Regions from separate parts of the Homo sapiens genome. Here regions 2, 3, 4 and 5 are each linked to region 1. The links are chromatin contacts, found by Hi-C in ENCODE. All regions are on one chromosome and are shown on one strand. The core of a region is the stretch at or near the end of the contact, and the rest is flanking DNA. Distances in the headings are between cores, read along the strand shown.

What was found. A loop is a pair of places that touch in the nucleus more often than their neighbours do. Pooled maps may share reads with other maps.
Region 2: a loop to region 1 is called in a map of ascending aorta, with 12 times the contacts of the local background. The contact joins the promoter of GTPBP10 here to the promoter of FZD1 in region 1. A Hi-C loop is called at or near these places in 3 of 168 maps with a recorded cell type or tissue (ascending aorta, gastrocnemius medialis and sigmoid colon), 7 of 37 single-sample maps with no recorded cell type and 19 of 50 pooled maps.
Region 3: a loop to region 1 is called in a map of ascending aorta, with 3 times the contacts of the local background. The contact joins the promoter of CLDN12 here to the promoter of FZD1 in region 1. A Hi-C loop is called at or near these places in 1 of 168 maps with a recorded cell type or tissue (ascending aorta), 2 of 37 single-sample maps with no recorded cell type and 13 of 50 pooled maps.
Region 4: a map of ascending aorta shows a loop between it and region 1 (2.4-fold over the local background). The contact joins the enhancer-like site here to the promoter of FZD1 in region 1. A Hi-C loop is called at or near these places in 3 of 168 maps with a recorded cell type or tissue (GM12878, OCI-LY7 and ascending aorta), 22 of 37 single-sample maps with no recorded cell type and 11 of 50 pooled maps.
Region 5: a pooled map shows a loop between it and region 1 (4-fold over the local background). The contact joins the enhancer-like site here to the promoter of FZD1 in region 1. A Hi-C loop is called at or near these places in 1 of 168 maps with a recorded cell type or tissue (ascending aorta), 1 of 37 single-sample maps with no recorded cell type and 4 of 50 pooled maps.

What each region holds. Positions count from the first base shown.
Region 1 is chr7:91,262,240-91,265,997 of GRCh38, forward strand. It overlaps FZD1 (frizzled class receptor 1), which reads left to right and starts at 2,194. Exons shown (of 1, transcript NM_003505.2): 1 at 2,194-3,758. The coding sequence starts at 2,642. RefSeq lists an enhancer at 1,979-2,158 and silencers at 2,279-2,788, 2,879-2,938.
Region 2 is chr7:90,345,067-90,348,824 of GRCh38, forward strand. GTPBP10 (GTP binding protein 10) reads left to right here and starts at 1,650. Exons shown (of 10, transcript NM_033107.4): 1 at 1,650-1,708. The coding sequence starts at 1,676. All of the region lies in intron 1 of LOC107986715 (a long non-coding RNA gene), which reads right to left. RefSeq lists enhancers at 1,116-1,255, 1,466-1,895.
Region 3 is chr7:90,401,895-90,405,652 of GRCh38, forward strand. It overlaps CLDN12 (claudin 12), which reads left to right and starts at 1,567. Exons shown (of 4, transcript NM_001185072.3): 1 at 1,567-1,655; 2 at 3,625-3,714. RefSeq lists an enhancer at 1,747-2,272.
Region 4 is chr7:90,715,973-90,719,730 of GRCh38, forward strand. The region is part of intron 2 of CDK14 (cyclin dependent kinase 14); the gene reads left to right. Among named protein-coding and RNA genes, the nearest start is that of CDK14, 120 kb to the left of the region's middle. Within about 2 kb of position 1,944, at least 3 of the 41 ENCODE cell types and tissues checked have a DNase peak (open chromatin) inside an H3K27ac peak, as active enhancers do.
Region 5 is chr7:90,735,673-90,739,430 of GRCh38, forward strand. All of the region lies in intron 3 of CDK14 (cyclin dependent kinase 14), which reads left to right. Among named protein-coding and RNA genes, the nearest start is that of CDK14, 140 kb to the left of the region's middle. RefSeq lists an enhancer at 1,674-1,963. Within about 2 kb of position 1,784, at least 4 of the 41 ENCODE cell types and tissues checked have a DNase peak (open chromatin) inside an H3K27ac peak, as active enhancers do.

The DNA of each region.
Region 1 (3,758 bases), core at 944-3,443:
AGGAATGAGCATCAGAGTGGAAAGGCTAGAGAAAAAGTGTCCCTGGGAGCCTGGGGGCCAGGATGCTAGAGTGAAAATGAACACTTATTGAACGGTTCAAAGGACTTCAGAGAGCTGTGCTTCCCAACCTCCTTTTCAATATCAAAATGTGTCATAAATTACAGTCAACACACGTACACATGCTCACATAATTGTGCATTTAGTACCTGTTGCTTTAAAAAAATGCTAGCAATCAAATACTTTAAAGCAAAAATGCATTTTATGAAGGTACTGCTTATATAAACATTTGAAAAACAATAACATATGTATCTGAGACAAACAGATGTCATTTTGCTTTAGCAGGTAAAGATATGACTGCACCTTCTTTATAGACACCAACATGCTGGGTAGTGAAATTCTCAGAGACTTGTTAGCATGTAGTACAAGTAACACCCATCTAAGTAGTAACCTTTATGTGTAGATGAATGTTAAAGCTTCCTAATGACAGCCTGCCTCAGGTGCCCTCTTTCAGTCACCCTGGAATCACTCCCTGCTTATGTGGGGAAAGTGACCTTCAATAGTTTTCTATTTTCTGTATAATTTGGCCCAAACGTTTTAGTCTGGATTAAAACCTTTTCTCCTGCCTCCCCTCAAAGTGCCTCAGCTACACTCACCTCTCTGGCCCCCTTCAGCAATTCAAGTGAATTTGAGCTTTAATCTTTTGCACCTTGCACCTACCTCTCCGTCAGAACCCCATTTCATCTGAGCTGGTTGCTTTCTATGTGCCTTTTTGGCTTTGGGATGGACACTGTAACAAGTGATTTGCATTTCTGTGCCTCACTGTACTATGCCCCTCTCTAAGGCTGGCACAGGTCTCCTTCATTTTATACTCTACGACCTAAGAGTGCTTATAGCACAATGGGTGGTTGGTATCTATTAAACAAATGAATGTGTAAATGAATGATAGAAAGTAATTGGTGAAAAGTACGCTGAGATAGAGTCTGATCACAGGCAAAAAAAAAAAAAAAATGGAAGAATTAATAGTCCAATGGCACTTTTCTTATAAAACTGAATTACATAGTCAAACCATCATTTAAAATAATCTTACAAGGAAAACAACATTAATGTGCGTCTGTTGAGACGGATTATGCTGTTTTGGAATTAGGAAGAGAATGTGCAGTTCGCTGTTTGCTTTCAGACTGTTTGTTTGTTTTGTTTATTAAACTGGCGTCTCCAGCTCTGCAGCCCAGCCTGTGGAACCTAAATGGCCCAGGTCCCAGGAGTTCCCATCGGAGCCGTGGGCGTCCCCAGGGTTTAGAAAGGCTCCCCAGGGGCCCAAGCTGCCGGCGAGTGCAGCTCCCGCCGGCGCCACCTCTGCGGTCTGGAGCGGCGAGGACGATCCCAGAGAGGCGCCCCCACTGCCTCGGTCGTCGGGTTCTTAAGTTTTTCTCTCCAAAAATTTAATGGATAGTTTTCTTTTGCTTCTGTTTCTGACTTGATTAAAGAGGCGGAAAAAAAGGAGTTTGACTCCAAGAAGAATGATAGTAGCAGAAGGCGCATCTGGCTTTACTTTCCAAATTCCATCAAAGTTTGTGTTTTGTTTCATTTGACAGCGATCCCGTGAACGTCTCCTCTGGGGAAATGGCGCGACCAAAGCCCGCCAAGCCCAGCCTGCGAACTGGAGGATTTATTAATGTAATATGTTAAACAAAACCTCGACAGACACAAACTCAAAGGAAACCGTGCGCTCCTTAAGTCAAAGGCATCTGTTCTGGAAGCAGAACCCGGTTTGCTGTTGGTAACCAGCGTTAAGAGCAGGATTTTTAAACATGATAATGGATAAAATAAAAGAAAAGCGAAGTCCCGCGGTCCTCTGACTCCTATTCATTATCTCCAGCAGCATATGGGACCATTCTCCTACGTATCCTCGCCTTTTTCTTCTGAAAAAGCAAAAGCAACCAAGCCTGTCCCGCTTCAGAGCAATCCTACTCTTTGTGCCTGAGTAGTGCCACCACCACTACTTCCTCCTCCTCCCGCCTCCTCCTACCCCGCCCTCCTGCCGCTGGCTTTCGCTCTGGCGAGGAGGCGGCCGGCTCCCTTTGCGCCGGGAAGCCGGAGCCGCGATTGGGCGACGGTCCCTGAGCCTCCAGTTCTGCGTCGGTTTCAAGGCTCCTCCCTCCTGGTGAAAGACAGACTACGGGGCGCCTGGAAACCGGTCCGAGGGCGCGCGAGGCAGAGGAGAGGGAGCGAGTTGAGGGATTGACACAAATGGTCAGGCGGCGGCGGCGGAGAAGGAGGCGGAGGCGCAGGGGGGAGCCGAGCCCGCTGGGCTGCGGAGAGTTGCGCTCTCTACGGGGCCGCGGCCACTAGCGCGGCGCCGCCAGCCGGGAGCCAGCGAGCCGAGGGCCAGGAAGGCGGGACACGACCCCGGCGCGCCCTAGCCACCCGGGTTCTCCCCGCCGCCCGCGCTTCATGAATCGCAAGTTTCCGCGGCGGCGGCGGCTGCGGTACGCAGAACAGGAGCCGGGGGAGCGGGCCGAAAGCGGCTTGGGCTCGACGGAGGGCACCCGCGCAGAGGTCTCCCTGGCCGCAGGGGGAGCCGCCGCCGGCCGTGCCCCTGGCAGCCCCAGCGGAGCGGCGCCAAGAGAGGAGCCGAGAAAGTATGGCTGAGGAGGAGGCGCCTAAGAAGTCCCGGGCCGCCGGCGGTGGCGCGAGCTGGGAACTTTGTGCCGGGGCGCTCTCGGCCCGGCTGGCGGAGGAGGGCAGCGGGGACGCCGGTGGCCGCCGCCGCCCGCCAGTTGACCCCCGGCGATTGGCGCGCCAGCTGCTGCTGCTGCTTTGGCTGCTGGAGGCTCCGCTGCTGCTGGGGGTCCGGGCCCAGGCGGCGGGCCAGGGGCCAGGCCAGGGGCCCGGGCCGGGGCAGCAACCGCCGCCGCCGCCTCAGCAGCAACAGAGCGGGCAGCAGTACAACGGCGAGCGGGGCATCTCCGTCCCGGACCACGGCTATTGCCAGCCCATCTCCATCCCGCTGTGCACGGACATCGCGTACAACCAGACCATCATGCCCAACCTGCTGGGCCACACGAACCAGGAGGACGCGGGCCTGGAGGTGCACCAGTTCTACCCTCTAGTGAAAGTGCAGTGTTCCGCTGAGCTCAAGTTCTTCCTGTGCTCCATGTACGCGCCCGTGTGCACCGTGCTAGAGCAGGCGCTGCCGCCCTGCCGCTCCCTGTGCGAGCGCGCGCGCCAGGGCTGCGAGGCGCTCATGAACAAGTTCGGCTTCCAGTGGCCAGACACGCTCAAGTGTGAGAAGTTCCCGGTGCACGGCGCCGGCGAGCTGTGCGTGGGCCAGAACACGTCCGACAAGGGCACCCCGACGCCCTCGCTGCTTCCAGAGTTCTGGACCAGCAACCCTCAGCACGGCGGCGGAGGGCACCGTGGCGGCTTCCCGGGGGGCGCCGGCGCGTCGGAGCGAGGCAAGTTCTCCTGCCCGCGCGCCCTCAAGGTGCCCTCCTACCTCAACTACCACTTCCTGGGGGAGAAGGACTGCGGCGCACCTTGTGAGCCGACCAAGGTGTATGGGCTCATGTACTTCGGGCCCGAGGAGCTGCGCTTCTCGCGCACCTGGATTGGCATTTGGTCAGTGCTGTGCTGCGCCTCCACGCTCTTCACGGTGCTTACGTACCTGGTGGACATGCGGCGCTTCAGCTACCCGGAGCGGCCCATCATCTTCTTGTCCGGCTGTTACACGGCCGTGGCCGTGGCCTACATCGCCGGCT
Region 2 (3,758 bases), core at 400-2,899, 920 kb before region 1:
TGATCATTTCCCCATGTATATGTTATGTGAAAGAAAAGTATTTGAGATTGTGTTCACTAACAAGAAATAGGCATTGGAAAATAAGTACATTGGGCTCAACACTATTCTGACACAATAGGAAAACCTAGTAAGATAGTAATCTTAATGGCAGCAAATGTCATTAAATTAAAAACATCTACACAGCAACAACCTAATGTTCATATTAATGAGAGGTAGGAACACTGATAGTAATCAACATCTGTTGCTGGTGTTAATATTCAACATTAAAGTAATCCACAGAGGGAAAATACAACTACTGCAGGTTAAATGACAACTACAGCTTTTCTGATTGGTGGTTGTAAGCAGAAGGTCCAGTAGCAGCAAAGTAATCAAGACGGGGTTTTCACATCATGTCTTTCCAAATAATCACTGTCCTAAGTGAGGAGTAGAAGACACTGTCACATTGAGGTATTAGTCAGTTTTCACAGTGCCATAAAGAACTGCGCAGACTGGGTAATTTATAAAGGAAAGAGGCTTAATTGATTCACAGTTCTACATGGCTGGGGAGGCCTTAGAAAACTTATAATCATGGCAAAAGGGGAAGCGGAAACAAGCACCTTCTTCACATGGCAAGCAGGAGAGAGAAGAAAGAAGGAGGAACTTCCAAACACTTATAAAACCGTCAGCTCTTGTGGGAACTCCCTATCAGGAGAGCGGCAGGAGAGAAACAGCCCTGCATGATCCAATCACTTCCCTACTTCCACAATGGGGATTACAAATGAAGATGAGATTTGGGTGGCGACACAGAGCCATATCGTATCAAAGTATGAAAGGTTTCTAGGATTTATTAGTTTGGGTTGTTAAGAGTTATACGGCTGGCAACGCTGTGCAGGGCCGTTTACTTCAGCTGCATACATTTTTTCGCTGCATGAGGGGTTGGGGAGAGCTACTCTCTTCTGGTCCTGAAAAGTAATCAAGAGAGAGAGGGATTTTTCACATCGTGTCTTAATTCTCACAAAGGCACGCTTCAAATGACGGATAAAAACCCGTCTTCCCGACTCCAAGAAGCTACTTTCTGACAGTTGTAAACAAGCTTCTTTCTCTTACTGCACAGGAGAGTCCTCTTACAGATCTCAGATCCTGACATTATTTTCAATAAAACTTTGTGCGGCCGCTAGTTTTAAATTCATGGTCTCCTGGAAGCTTTGGCTGGAGACTACTCAGCTCGTCACTGAACTAACGGCTTTTGGGGGTTCTTTTTTCCCAGTTGAGTTTCTGTGTCTTTTACACGTTTGGTTTTATGGTCCGTTGGAGGTTTTTTCACGCTGAGGGTGAAGATTCTTAGTTTCCTCAATTAGCATAAAAGCTGCTCCAAGGCTGCTGAGTCTTCAGTTCCATTCCATTCAAAATGTTAATTCCTGAGACACGCAACCTACGCCCTACTGTCCTTTGTCCCACGGCTTCTCGAGATTATCTCTGTGTTTTAATAGATAAAACGCCTTCTCTCCCCACCCGTGGGGTGCAAAGCACAGCGCATGGGGCTGGTGGCGCCCGAGAGCATCACACAACGCATGCGCCAGTCCGCAGGTGTGGGCGGAGGAGAAATCGCGTCGGCGGCAGGGGATGACGTAAAAAGGCCGCGCTGTACTGCGGCTTGTGCCGCTTCCGCAAGAAGGTTTCCTGGCCTGTTGCAGCCATGGTGCATTGCAGTTGCGTGTTGTTCAGAAAGGTCCGTGCGGGTCCCCTCAGCCTGGTCCCCTTAGCGCTGACAGCTCTGGTTCTTCTTTGCTCCCCTGTCTCTCCACTACTGTCTTCGTGGCGGCCTTTTCCTTGCTTGGTTTTCCCATAGACTTCTCCGCCCCTCCTGTAGTGGCGCTTTGTCAGTAAGCGGTGACAGTGGTGTGTGTACCTGGCGTGGTTTGGACGGTTGTTTGGGGGCAGGGGCAGGGTTTGAAGTTCTTTAGAGACATAGTGTGCACGTGGTATGAGGAACTGGGATACCTGCCTGCTGTGGCCCAAATGTTGTGGTGGTTTTTTTTCCTTTAATGTCCACAGCCTGTTTTTATATATTTCTCCTTGAGTGCGCTGTTTAAGGTTTTTCTAATGGATTTTTATGAAGACACGAAAGCGTGTAATTGATGTGCCTTCCTGCAGAACATTTAGGTCGATTTTTGTGTGGTGTCGGTCTTAAGAATCGTTTCCGTAAAAATTTACAACTGCTTTGAATTTTTATTTTTTAAATCTTATCCTATCAGTAATGCTTTTTGAAACGTTGCCTGCGTCATATTTGGCCATTACTTTATTTCTAACGACCAGAGTAAAATACTCCTTTTAAGTAAGGCTCCTAAACCCCTGAATCTGATTAATCTAGAGCAGGAAAAAAGTGTTACATATTTAATGGAACTGTAGAAACTCTCCTCGAGTATATCAGAATGGTCAATATTTCAACTTTCTTGAAAAAAAAATCCCATTTGTTTTTTATAATAGCTATCCTAAATGACTAGAGATGTGGATTATGAATTTAAGAAATTACTCCTTAAGTTATTTTGATTTTAATAGCCTAAGAGGTTAATACGTAAGTCCTTTACCTACAAGAAGTTCTTGATTTAGTGAAGGAAACAGGTAAACACTAAATGCAGCGTGAGATTTATAAAGGTGTAATAATAGAGATATAATCAAATTGCTGGGAGAGCCAGCAAAGTCAGAGAATTGATTAGAGGAATTTGGAAAGACGTTAGAAAATATGACGTTTAGGTGGATTTATGATAGGAAAAACAAATGACATTCTAAGTAGAGGAAAAGCATGAGCAGAATGGCATGTAGAAATGGCGGTATTTCATGTAGTACAGAGCAAAGAGGAAGAGAGGAAGGGTTGAGCAAGTGAAAAGGATACAGGAAGGAACTAGGCATGGTAGGTGAGCCTATTGTTCTTGCTACTTGGGAGGCTGAGGTGGGAGGATCCCTTAAGGCCAGGAGTTCAAGACCAGTCTGGGCAACATAGCAAGACCCCATCTTTAAAACAGTCGGGGTGGTGTGGTGCCTGTAGTCCCAGCCATTTGGGAGGCTGAAGTGGGAGAATTGCTTGAGCCCAGGAGTTTGAGGCTGCAGCAATGATAGTGCTATGATAGTGCCACGGCACTCGAGCCCAGGCACCAGAACCAGACCCTGTTTCAAAAAAAAGAAAATAAAAGATACCAGAAGGGTATTTTAGTAGCTTTGGATATACAGTTGACCCTTCAAGAACATGGGGGTTAGAGATGCCCCCGCCACAGCTGAAAATCTTCATGTAACTTTCAACTCCCCCCACAAAACAACTACTAATAATCTGTTGGCTGGAAGCCTCACTGATAACATAAGCCGTCAGTTGACACATATAAAATATATATATAGTATATACTGTATTCTTAAATTAAGCTAGAGAAAAGAAACAGTTACTAAGAAAGTCAGAAAGAAGGGAAAATATATTTACTGTTCATTAAATGGAAGTGAATTGTAAAGGTCTTCATCCTTATAGTCTTCATGTTGAATAGACTGAGGAGGAAGAGGAGGAGTTGGTCTTGCTCTCTTGGGTGGCAGAGGCAGAAGGGGTGGGGGTGGAGGAGGTGGAAGGGGAGGCAAGAGAGGCAGACACACTATGTGTAACTTTATGGAAGTACATCATAATTTCTGTCATGCTTTTGCTTTTCTCTTTCCCCCAAAAAAATGTTTCTATAGGGTACCAATACCTCTTCCACCATTTGCTTTGGTTTCAGTGCCTCTTCACAGAAGGGTCCATGTCA
Region 3 (3,758 bases), core at 317-2,816, 860 kb before region 1:
CTCCCAGCTAAAGTCCTCTAATCAGGCAGTATTCATCAGTGATTGGGAAATAAGTTATAAGATGATTTTGTACATAGTTATTTGATTCAATTCAGCTTTATAGATGAGAGAACTGAAGTTCAGAGGAAATAAGTGATTATCGTTTGTCACATTGCTATTATCCATCTGCTATTGCCAGAGCTGGCCTGGAGCCCAGAAATCTTTTCACCACCCAATGCTATCTTTCTTCCTCATTATTACATTTCCCAGTCTGGCTTTGGGATCGGATTGCTTCTGGCCTTAGATAACCTTATCCATCCTCTAAAGCAGTATCACACATAAGAAGGAGGTAGCAGTGGACTGATAGTAGCCTCTCTACCCTCCCTTTTTAAAAAGTCTCTGACAAATAGTCTCATTGTTACTAGAGCAACGCAAAATGGAAAATGCTAATAGCAAACATATAGTCCTTATTATGCGTCAGATACTGTTGTAACTGTCTCTGTAGTAATTCATTTAATCCTCATCACAATTTTCTGATGTAGATATACTGTTACAGATGAGACCTTGAGGCACAAAGGGGTTACCTTACTTGCCAAGGTTATACTTACTTGGGATGGGTGCCATCCTTTTGTATAAACTATGATACTTTTTCTTCTTTTTATTTTGAAAAATTTCTAAGATACAGAGAATTTGAAAGAATAGTACAAGAGACACCCACAAACATATTCTTCATGAATCCAACAATTATACACTTTGCCACACTTTATATCCATTTGTGTGTGTGTATGTGTGTGTGTATGTGTGATCATTTCGAAGTAGTAGGCATCACAACACTTCAGCATCCTTTATTTTTTAAAAAATCAGATCATTGCTATTTAGGACTTTGGAATCTTTTAGTTTAATTCAGATATTCATTCACTAATGCAGGACTTCACATTGGAGAGAAGCCAACAGAGAAAGGGACAGGACAGTAGAAATTGTGTGGGAGAGTAAAATTAGTTCAAATATCTAATAGCTAGCTATACTGTACTTTAGCTATATTAGGTCCCTCAGTTTTCAAGACAACAGTATGATGTGGGTGATCTTATCCCCATTTTTCCAGATAACCTCCAGATGTAGAGATAACTTTCCCAGGGCCACCCAATCAATACACAGCAAAGCCCCATACAAATCTGGGCTGTTTGGTTCTAGACTTTGAGCTCTTTTTCTACTTTTTGCCTAGATAAACACTTTGAGGGGAAAAAAAATCCAGATTTAAGAATTTTTGCTAACCTTCCTACGGGCAAGTCACCTTCAAGTCACCTGGGTACTTAGGTATCCAACTCAAAACTACTTTTAGTTTTGTTTCGTTTTGCCTTTTTTTTTTCTTTAACCGATAACCCAATTCTAGACGGAACATAAGGTGCAAGAGAAATCCGGGGAGGTGGAGGCAGAGAAAGGGAAGGGCAGGAGGTGGTCGCAGGATGTTGCCTGCGGCTGGCGGCCCAGTGGATTCTGGGAATTGTAGTCCCAGCCATCCAGGGCATTGCCGTTCAGGGCCACGGGAAAACCTGACTGCGCTCCCAGAAGCCTCCGGTGTACCTCGCTGGGAACGCACTTCCTGGGACGCTGAGAGGGAGACGCTCCAAGAGGCTCCTCAGTGTGGGCGAGTAAAATGCCCTGCGTGTGAGAAGCAGGTAGGTGTGGTCAAGATGTTCCGATTTCTGGGTCTTTTGCATAAGTAACTGAGGATTTTATGTAAAATGGCTAAATCCAGGAGAATCAGGAGCGTTGGAAAACGCTGACCACATCTGTGGATGTGAAAATTGAGTAGGTATTTGGTAAGGCTTTAAAAAATTATTTTGTACACAGGAGTATGGAAATGTCGAGGTGTGTTGCCGGAGCCGCCAAGGACTGGGAGCTTTGCTGGCGCGGGTTTGTGGGGGAGCCCAAGCTGCTATTTTTGAATAACCAGCTGATGCTGGTTGCGTAATGATGACCTGCTTGCGGTTCAAACCCACTCAGTGTTGCAGGGATGGGCTAGCTCTGAGAGCGTTAACAGTCACTGTTGCGGTCTCTCTCCATTGGCTCTAACTAGTAGGGCGTTTTCTTCCTTCTGCCAGGTCTGGGTCTACCACACACAGGGCTCTTCGAAAAGAGGGAGGAGGAGAGGAGGCGGAGGGGGGAGGAGGGGGGCGGAGGGGGATGCGGATTGCTCTGGAAGCTTGGTTTGCTTTCCTGTAAGTTCTGTGCACCCGGCCTTGTAAGGGGCCCATAGCCACGTTAGGGAAAGGTCAGACTTGGTGACCTCACTTAAAATGATTGCTCAAGGATTCTATTGTGCGTTATTAATTGTAAAACGATTTCCTCTGACTTTGGAGTGTGCAATTATGATTGATACCAACCCAAGAAACACATTTGGGGCGGGGGAGGGGTTGGGGGGGACTTGACTGAAATCTCCGAGCAGCCAGTTGCAGAGAGCATTCTACATAATGATCGTAATAGGGCTAGTGATGAACGCCTCAATCCAGGAAACTCTCAGGCGCACATAATAATGAGTTTCCATTCTCATCCTACCTGTTTGAGATAAATGGTATTTGAAGAGGAAGTGGCTAATGTTTAAAGTAGATATATAGAAGCATCTTTAAGTATCAGGTTGAGCCATTGGTGGAACTATTTTTTTTTTAAGCATTCTGGTTGCAAATTTCAGGATGCAGAATTCAGATCAACTTTGTCTGGTCTTGTTGTCAGTGTCCTTTTTTAAAAATGTAAAAGAAAATTTCTTTTACTTCCAAGACAACTGCACAGTCTTTCACCACCTTCCTTATCCTTTCACCGTAGTCATGAAAATGATCTAAAACATTCATTAAATATCAATCATATATTCCCAAGACAGCAAAGTGTTTTTCATCCTCATTTCTCCTATATTCTCAAGTCACAAGATGAGTTAATTTTTTTCTTCTATTTCTACGTATTTTTCTATATTCTATATATTTCTCATATATAATGCATGAATTAAGGAATAAACAGCCTTTTTATTTTTTTTTTTTTATTATTTGAGACAGATCATTGCTATGTCATCCAGGCTGGAGTGCAGTGGCATGATCATGACTCACTGTGTCCTCAAACTCCTGGGCTCAAGTGATCCTTCCATGTCAGCCTCCCAAGAAACTGGGACAACACGTGTGCACCATCACACCTGGCTAATTATTATTATTATTATTTTTTGAGCCAGAATCTCTCTCTGTCACCAACACTGGAGTGCAGTGGTGCAATCTCAGCTCACGGTAACCTCCACCTCCCAGGTTCAAGCGGTTCTTGTGCCTTAACCTCCCACATGGCTGGGACTATAGGCATGAGCCACCATGCCCAGCTAATTTTTGTATTTTTAGGAGAGATGGGGTTTTGCCATGTTGGCCAGGCTGGTCTTGAACTCGGGCTCAAGTGATCATCCCGCCTCAGCTTCCCAAAGTGTTGGGATTACAGGTGTAAGCCACTGTGCCCCTGCTAAACTGCCTTTTTAAAAAACTTACTGTCTGCCCTTTTTAGTATAACATTTCATTGGTTTTAGGTGATTACTAATCATTTCTTCTAATCCATGGGAATTCAAGCAGGGTTTTTAGAGAAGTACTATGTTAATTTGGAGTATTTTTCCTATTTCTTTAGGCTCAGATTATTGCTACTCTGTATTCAGATCTTCATGTGTCTCTTCTAAGCTGAATAAAGCTGTTTTGGAACTGTCAGGTACCTCAAAGCGTAAGTACGTCCTTTAATTATATCTTATTTCCCTCCCTCCTGCT
Region 4 (3,758 bases), core at 694-3,193, 550 kb before region 1:
ACCTCTTAACACGTACCATTTGGTCGTATGATATGAATTCTGCACTCCTGACTCTGTCTTTTTTCCATGATGGCATTTTAACCAGCATATAATTGTGGATGTCAACTGGAAGTCAGAAAATGTACATACCTTCTTCTTTCTCTTGTTGACCTTTTTGGGATATTTAATGTTTTTAGTGGAAACAGTGTCTGAAAGACATCTCATCTGGCTTTTCACATAATCAGAGTAGGATTTAACTGGAGTGGGAAATGTTCAGTTATGCCATTTGGGCCAAAGACTCCCCTCACACCCACACCAAAGGAGGACCTGTTTTAGGATACATGGTACTCTTCACAAATTTAAGTTCCTTTTCAAATTTCTTTTCTAGATCCTGAGGTGACTTCCTTCTAAGTTTTTCCTCCAAAGCTACCAAATAAACCCTAGTAAGTAGTAAGCAAAGCAAGATTCTGAATTCAATTCTACTTAGGATAATTTTGTAGTAATTGTTTTTATAGATATGATGGCTAGCAGCAAAACAATGTTCCTATATTAGAGACACATACATCTATAAATTTCTATGCAGGAAGTAATGTCATATATGCTGCTATAACCCATGTATATTCTTTCTTCTCTACTCATCACTCATTCCAATTCCATGGTTGTTTAAATTCATAAACATATTGGATGTATATTATTGCACATTTTATTTCAGAGCTGAAAATATATTGAGTTATCTGATAACTACCGTGAACTTTTGAGATAAGTTTGAGTAAAATATGTTACCGAAGGAGTAGTAAAATTTTTATCACTCATTGTACACAGAGACTGAAACAAATTTTCCCTCTAAATTTGCCCTCTCTACAATCACAATCTCTTATTGGACCATAACAGCAGAATATATCATTACATGGTTTAGTGCACCATGTCTCAAATTTCAAGGTGCACACAAATCACCCAGGGATCTTGTTAAAATTCAGATTCTGACTTGGTAGAACTGCAGTGGGTCTGAGATCCCAGTGATTCCCGTGCTGCCAGTCTGCAAGCAGCAAGGGGTTAACTTTTCCAGATGAAATTCTGGTCACAATGCTAACTACATTCTGAAAAACTTATACAGACAACTAACAATAGGGCTGGTTGTTAGTAATTCTACCCTTGCTATGAGTGCTCATTAAAACCTTACGTTAAATTTATCATTATGATTTGGACAAAATGAAGAAGTATAGGCATCAAAATGAAGAAGTATAGAAGTCAGGAAGTATAGGCATCTACCTATATGAGCCTATAAACAAAACTGTATCTCATCTGAAATGTGTAATTATCACAGAAGAGAAAGTGACTAAATAAAATTATTTTAACAACATATACCAAAGCTTAAGCTTCTGGAAAGACTACCTAATATTCCATAATAGAATTAGCAAAACAGTTATCAAGCCTATTGATGGCAAGCATTGAAGTCCAGTAAGGGATGTAACAAAACTACAGTCACTGAAGCAGCGTAAAGGTCACTGAAGCAGCATAAAGGAATGTGGTGTCCTCAAGAGTCCTCCATTCAGCAGTGTCCACTAGCTGAGGAATTCAGGATTTAAGTGAAATTGGGTCAGATGCCAAAGAAACCATGTAGTAGAAAAATAAGCATTTTAAAACTAAATCGCAATGTTAGACATTGAATTCTGATGAATGGAAACATCTGGTGAAGTGTTTTCATGACTGGAAAATATCTCAACTCAGAAGGTACCTTGTTTTTAATGTAGTTTCTCAGGACTAATTTTTTTAGTGGCCTATTTTTAGTTAAAGGGGAAAGCTTATAATTAGTAAAACAATCCATCATTGAGTAAATATTAACAGAACTATTTCATGCCCGGTCTTTTGTGCTTTGGGAACACTAAAGAAATAGAAGATATGGTTTGTGTGCTCAAGGTGTTTACACTCTGGTCATGGAAATACAAACACGTGAGAAACAGTGCTCAGCAAAGACGGAGCTCCCCCCACCCCACCAAAATAAACCAAACACTTGAAAACAAATTCTACAGTAGCTTATATAAGAATATATAATAACATATATTTCAGTAACAAATTATAAAATACAATCTAAAAATGATGTAGTTGGTAGTGAGGGCATTTTTGGTTGTGACAGTGACAATGATATAAGGGCAGGACTAGCATTTAGTACACAGAACCATGGTTGCCAGATGCTCTACAACGTGTACTGCTGTGGAAATGCTGCACCCAAATAATTTTCAGCCAAAATGCCCAGGATGCCACCACTGAGAAACAGTGCCAGGATGTCAGAGTTAAGGAAAATCTGAAAAGACTGGAGACATTAAGAGAAGTGTATACATGGTATGTACCTGTCTTTGTCCTTTCTAAATCCTAAAATTCTAAGGGAAAGTGGAACACAAAGGAAGCACAAAGAAGTGAATTTATGTGTGAGACTTTACTAGTTGACCTATCTAAAATTATTTACCAGCTGCAAACTGCTGCCTAAAGTTCATAGTAGAACATTAGAGCTAAAACAGATCTGTATCATTTTACAGATGAGAAGACTGAGATCTGGGGAATTTAAGTGGCTTGTCTTGAGGCACTTAGTTCTGACTTCTATGGGCAGTATGTTTGCATGTATATTAGATAATGTTCTGAAGGTGACTTTAGGCAAGATCTTGGTTCTCATAAAACAAAGCTGTAAGTAAAAAACACATTCTTGCATATATCCTTCTATATGTGTACATATCTTTGCTCTGTGTAGCCACTCTTACTGCCATCTCTGTGTATACACACATACATACACACGCATACTATTAGGGAGAAAATAGAGAAGACAGCAAGCAAAGAGAGGAAAGCATACTTTTAGATTTGACAGATTTAAGTTATAGATGAAGGCAGTTATCATTGGTTATGATTCTAGTGGCAATGATTCTAATTCTTCCTACCTCTCTCTTCTACCCAAAACTCTTGCACATCTATCCTTAATAGCTGAAATTACTTTTATAAGGGAGAAAACTTGTTGTTCTGTAACGCTTAAAGTTCAGATAATTCTGGGAGAGGTAGTACTACGATTTAAGTGCTCAAAAACTTATAAATGACTGATGATTTTTTTATATTGGGAGCAGATTTTGAGTAGGATAAAGCCATCAGGCCCTCCTGGGGTATTGGACAAAGGGAAAAAAACAAATGAAAGAGGTTGTCAAGATTTTTGCTTATTTCATAGTTTTGCATTGGACCTGTGATGGATATTCCTTTCATGAATATCAAAAGAGCATGACCTAGCTACAGCCTGACGCATGATACATATTTGCTGTGGGTTAACCTGGAGTCTTTTAAACCAATTCTTTTCCAGTGTCTGCCTTCAACTAACAGTGTGGAGTGAAGTAGTAGAGAAAATCAGACTCTGAACCCAGTAAAATGCTGATCACCAGAAAATGGGTGATTCAAAGGGACAATTTTCAGACCGAATGAATTCACTTGAAATGAATGCCAACCTTAACTGAATTAAGCTGTGCTCTTTCAAATCCACTGCTGTGAGTTCAGTAGACAGTTGTCTGGATTTTACATAGCTCTAAGCTAGAATCGTAGGTCAAATTGTGACTTTTGGAGCCTCATACACTGTTTGAATTTCTAACAATTTTTACTCAGGTTTGAGTTTGCCAGCAAATGAACAAGTTCCTGTTAATAATGAGTAGACCAAATTAATCGCTTCAGATGAATATCCATATGTGTGGGTGCATCTCAAAGCAAGTTTGAAATTCTAGCTTCTATTGAATTTACTGGAAAAAAAAGTTTAT
Region 5 (3,758 bases), core at 534-3,033, 530 kb before region 1:
CCCCACCTAGCTTAAGCGTCCCAGGTCGACTTCACACTGCTACGCTGGCAGCGAGAATTTCAAGCCAGTGGATCTTAGCTTGCTGGGCACCGTGGAGGTGGGACCTGCCGAGCCAGACCACTTGGCTCCCTGGCTTCAGCCCCCTTTCCAGGGGAGTGAACGGTTCTGTCTCCCTGGCATTCCAGGTGCCACTGGGGTATGAAAAATAAACTGCTGCAGCTAGCTCGGTGTCTGCCCAAACGGCTGCCCAGTTTTGTGCTTGAAACCCAGGCCCTGGTGGCCTAGGCACCGGCGGGAATCTCCTGGTCTTCCGGTTGCAAACACTGTGGTAAAAGCACAGTATCTGGGCCAGAGTGCACTGTTCCTCCCGGTACAGTCTCTCATGGCTTCACTTGGCTGGGGGAGGGAAATCCCTTTACCCCTTGCGCTTCCTGGGCAAGGCGATGCCCTACCCAGCTTTAGCCCTCCGTGGGCTGCACCAACTGTCCAACCAGTCCCAGTGAGATGAACCGGGTACCTCAGTTGGAAGTGTAGAAATCACCTGCCTTCCGTGTTGATCTCGCTGGGAGCTGCAGATGGGAGCTGTTCCTATTTGGCCATCTTGCCAGCAAATCCTGTCTGCTGCCTTTTTGTTCTCTCCCCTGTTGTGATAAGAAGGGGTACTTTATTATGTTTTTGTTTTTTTTTTTTTTTTTTTTTTTTGGTAGAAAGGTTAATTTCCACTGGATTCTGAATTGGGCAGAAAATGGAAACATTAACACTTTTTGCATAACGCCATTTTACATCCCCTGCAGCAGTGTAAAGATTTGATCAGTTAATTCCCATGGGAAGCATGGGAAAACAAGGGAGCCTTATAGACACGGGTGTTATTTTTAACAATGCTTAGAGGATGTAACAATGACTGATAAGCATCAAAGGAAGACCCTGTTTCCTTAAGGGTCACCATGATTTATGTCATACTTTTATTTTATCATTATTTCTTTTAAAATATTAGTTATCTTTTATAGGCTCCAAGAGTAGAGCTGAAAAGGAAGGAAAATGTGATAGAAGTGTGGCATTGCAGCCACTGTTTTAATGAGGAAAGCATTGTTTTTTGGAAATACTGTGGTAGAAACTATTTTAAAATATCATGCCTTCCCAGCCGTATACATCTATATGCTCTTCACATACAGGCCATTATATATTAGGAGCCTTGACTGAAATCAAGGAACCAAGAATGCCTTGACCTCAGTGGCCATCATGCTAATGTAACTGGCTGATTGGTTTTTTTCTTCAGATAGTGGCACTTTAAAATTCACGCAAAATATAAAGAATGAGGTTTTATTTATAGTGGTATATTTTAAGAGGGTGTTTAAGAGGTTTTTAAATTTGTTTCAGATGTATATTGAGTGCCCACTTTTCCTAGGACTAGTTCCTGTGTGGTGTTTAATACCGTCACTGATGTGACAAACCTTCCCTCCCCTATTCCTGCCACCTCCTCTAACCCAGCTGTGCTCCTCAGTAGCTGCAGTTCTTGGGAGTACTACAGGAGATTTCCTGTCTTGCTGGACCAATTTAGAAGGGATTTCATTGAGTTATGCTGTCATAAGCTGATCTTAAAGAGGGCATATTTTCAGAAACTCATATTTAGGTTAAGGTCCTCTCTACATTCCACAAATTGCTCCAAATTTACCTCTTTTCATCACCATAAAAATCTATATCCCATGATAGGCAGGCCTAATCTGGGAGATGTGGGAGGAGGGTGCAAACCTGCAAATGAGAGTTTCACTTCTGTTTTTAGATACTTGTTCTTAAGGTGTGGTTGGTGTGTCATCTTGGCGTTACTTCCTCTTCTGGGGAGTGGAAAATTCCCAGATTAGAACCAAGCCCCCTTGACAGGTTGTTACCATGTGTGGTGTTTGGATCCATACCTCTGCACAGCACCTAGATCTATTTTATAACCAAGTTACCTATCAATGATGCATTACCTTAGTGTGGCTGTAATAGGGCTATCAATGCTGGGTGATAAAGCTTGTTCTGGAGATCAAAGGCAAAATAAAAATTAGCCCAGTCAGGTTTGACTTTAAATCCTTATTTAATGGAGTCACGTGGTTCTGATTGAATCCTTCCTCTCTCACCCTCATACCCACTCTCACAATTACAGTATAATGTGCTGGAGAAGTGATTCTCCATTGTGGTTTTCCTCAATTCAGGGGGTACTCAACAATCTTAAGCAAGGGGTTATGTGTGAGGGTTAAAATCAGTTTTCAATGAAGTCAGTATGAAGCTATGGACATTCTTACTGGATATCAGGGTATCATTACAGTGAACACTGAAGTATACTCATGAAGTTTATAAAAATTGCAGTTCAGACACCCATCCTTGCTTCTGTGAGTGGGGTTTCAATAGAAGATAGACCGAAGCATGTTTAATATTTCCTCTATGTGGGTGAGGGTTAGGACTCTGTGTGAATATTCCACCAGTGTAATAGTAACAAAGAAAATAATTCTCAATTCTGATAATCTTGGCTTGAATTCTAGTTCTGCCAGTAACTATAGGATTTTAGATGAGTTACTTTATTTTTCCAGTCTATAAATTATTCATGTTCAAATGGGGATAGTAATAGAACCAACCTCATGGTGGTATTATAGAGATTAAGTTTATGTAATACATATAAAATGATTAGCTTAAGGTCTGATACATAATTACTTGATATTAGCTAGTTGTTATTATTATTACACAGACAATGAACTAGAGCTGTCAAGGGTTAAGAACACCTCTATGGCAGGGTGACAAACATTGTTCAGCTGGAACATTATGTGCACTTTTCATTATCCATGTCAGTGTTCCCCTCCGCTGGCCCAGATAATTGACGGTTCTCTATACTTTTATTCAGTTTTTTAAAAAAGTGTTAACATCATCTCATTAAATTTCACATCTCTATGCAGTTAGTGTCTGTTAGAAATTGCTGATTAGCCCTCTGTATTTCCACGTCTCTAAAGTGGTATCTCAAGCCTACACTCTAAGTAGGGAAGCGATAAGCAGAGAATAGTTGTCCCATAAAGCTGTTTCTCATCCATCCACACACCTGACATCAAAAAGCCAAAGATAATGTTTAAGGTTGACTACACCTTGGTTTGATCCAGTATCTTTATTTAAATGTGATGATTTAATAAAGTTGCAAGGAAAAAAAGACAAAGGACTCCACTTTAATTATAAACAAAAATCTCTCCTTCTGAATTATTCTTTTTTTTTTACTTATTTGATGGGAAGAATTTTATTATTGACCTCTTTAAATATTTGGCATTTGGATTCTTTATTTATGTGTACAGTAATTACAGATCAGACCATTTCTGCATACTTAAAATAGGAGACTCACTTTATAAGAATCTAACTCTCAAAGCGGAGACTGTCTCTTAGATGCATCCTATTCCATAGGACTGTTGTTTTGTAGACTAGGAAAAGTTTTAGAGAGAATTACATGCCTTTGATTCTTCCTATGGAGTCAGCATGATTGATTTGTAAGTTACAGTGTATTTCCACAATGTCTACCTGTCAGTTTCACAGGGCAGATAATATTGATTTTTTTACCACAAAATGTGGCAAAGTATTAATTTTCTGCCATTGTAGTGTTAACAGAATATAGAATACAACCGTAGCAGTTAATGCATCCAAACCCAGTTAGTTAGATAGACTACTTTGTACCATTGGCATCTTCCTTTACTAAATCTTTCTTGTGAATGAATGGAGATTGTTTTTATTAAAATTTTTTTTGTTTT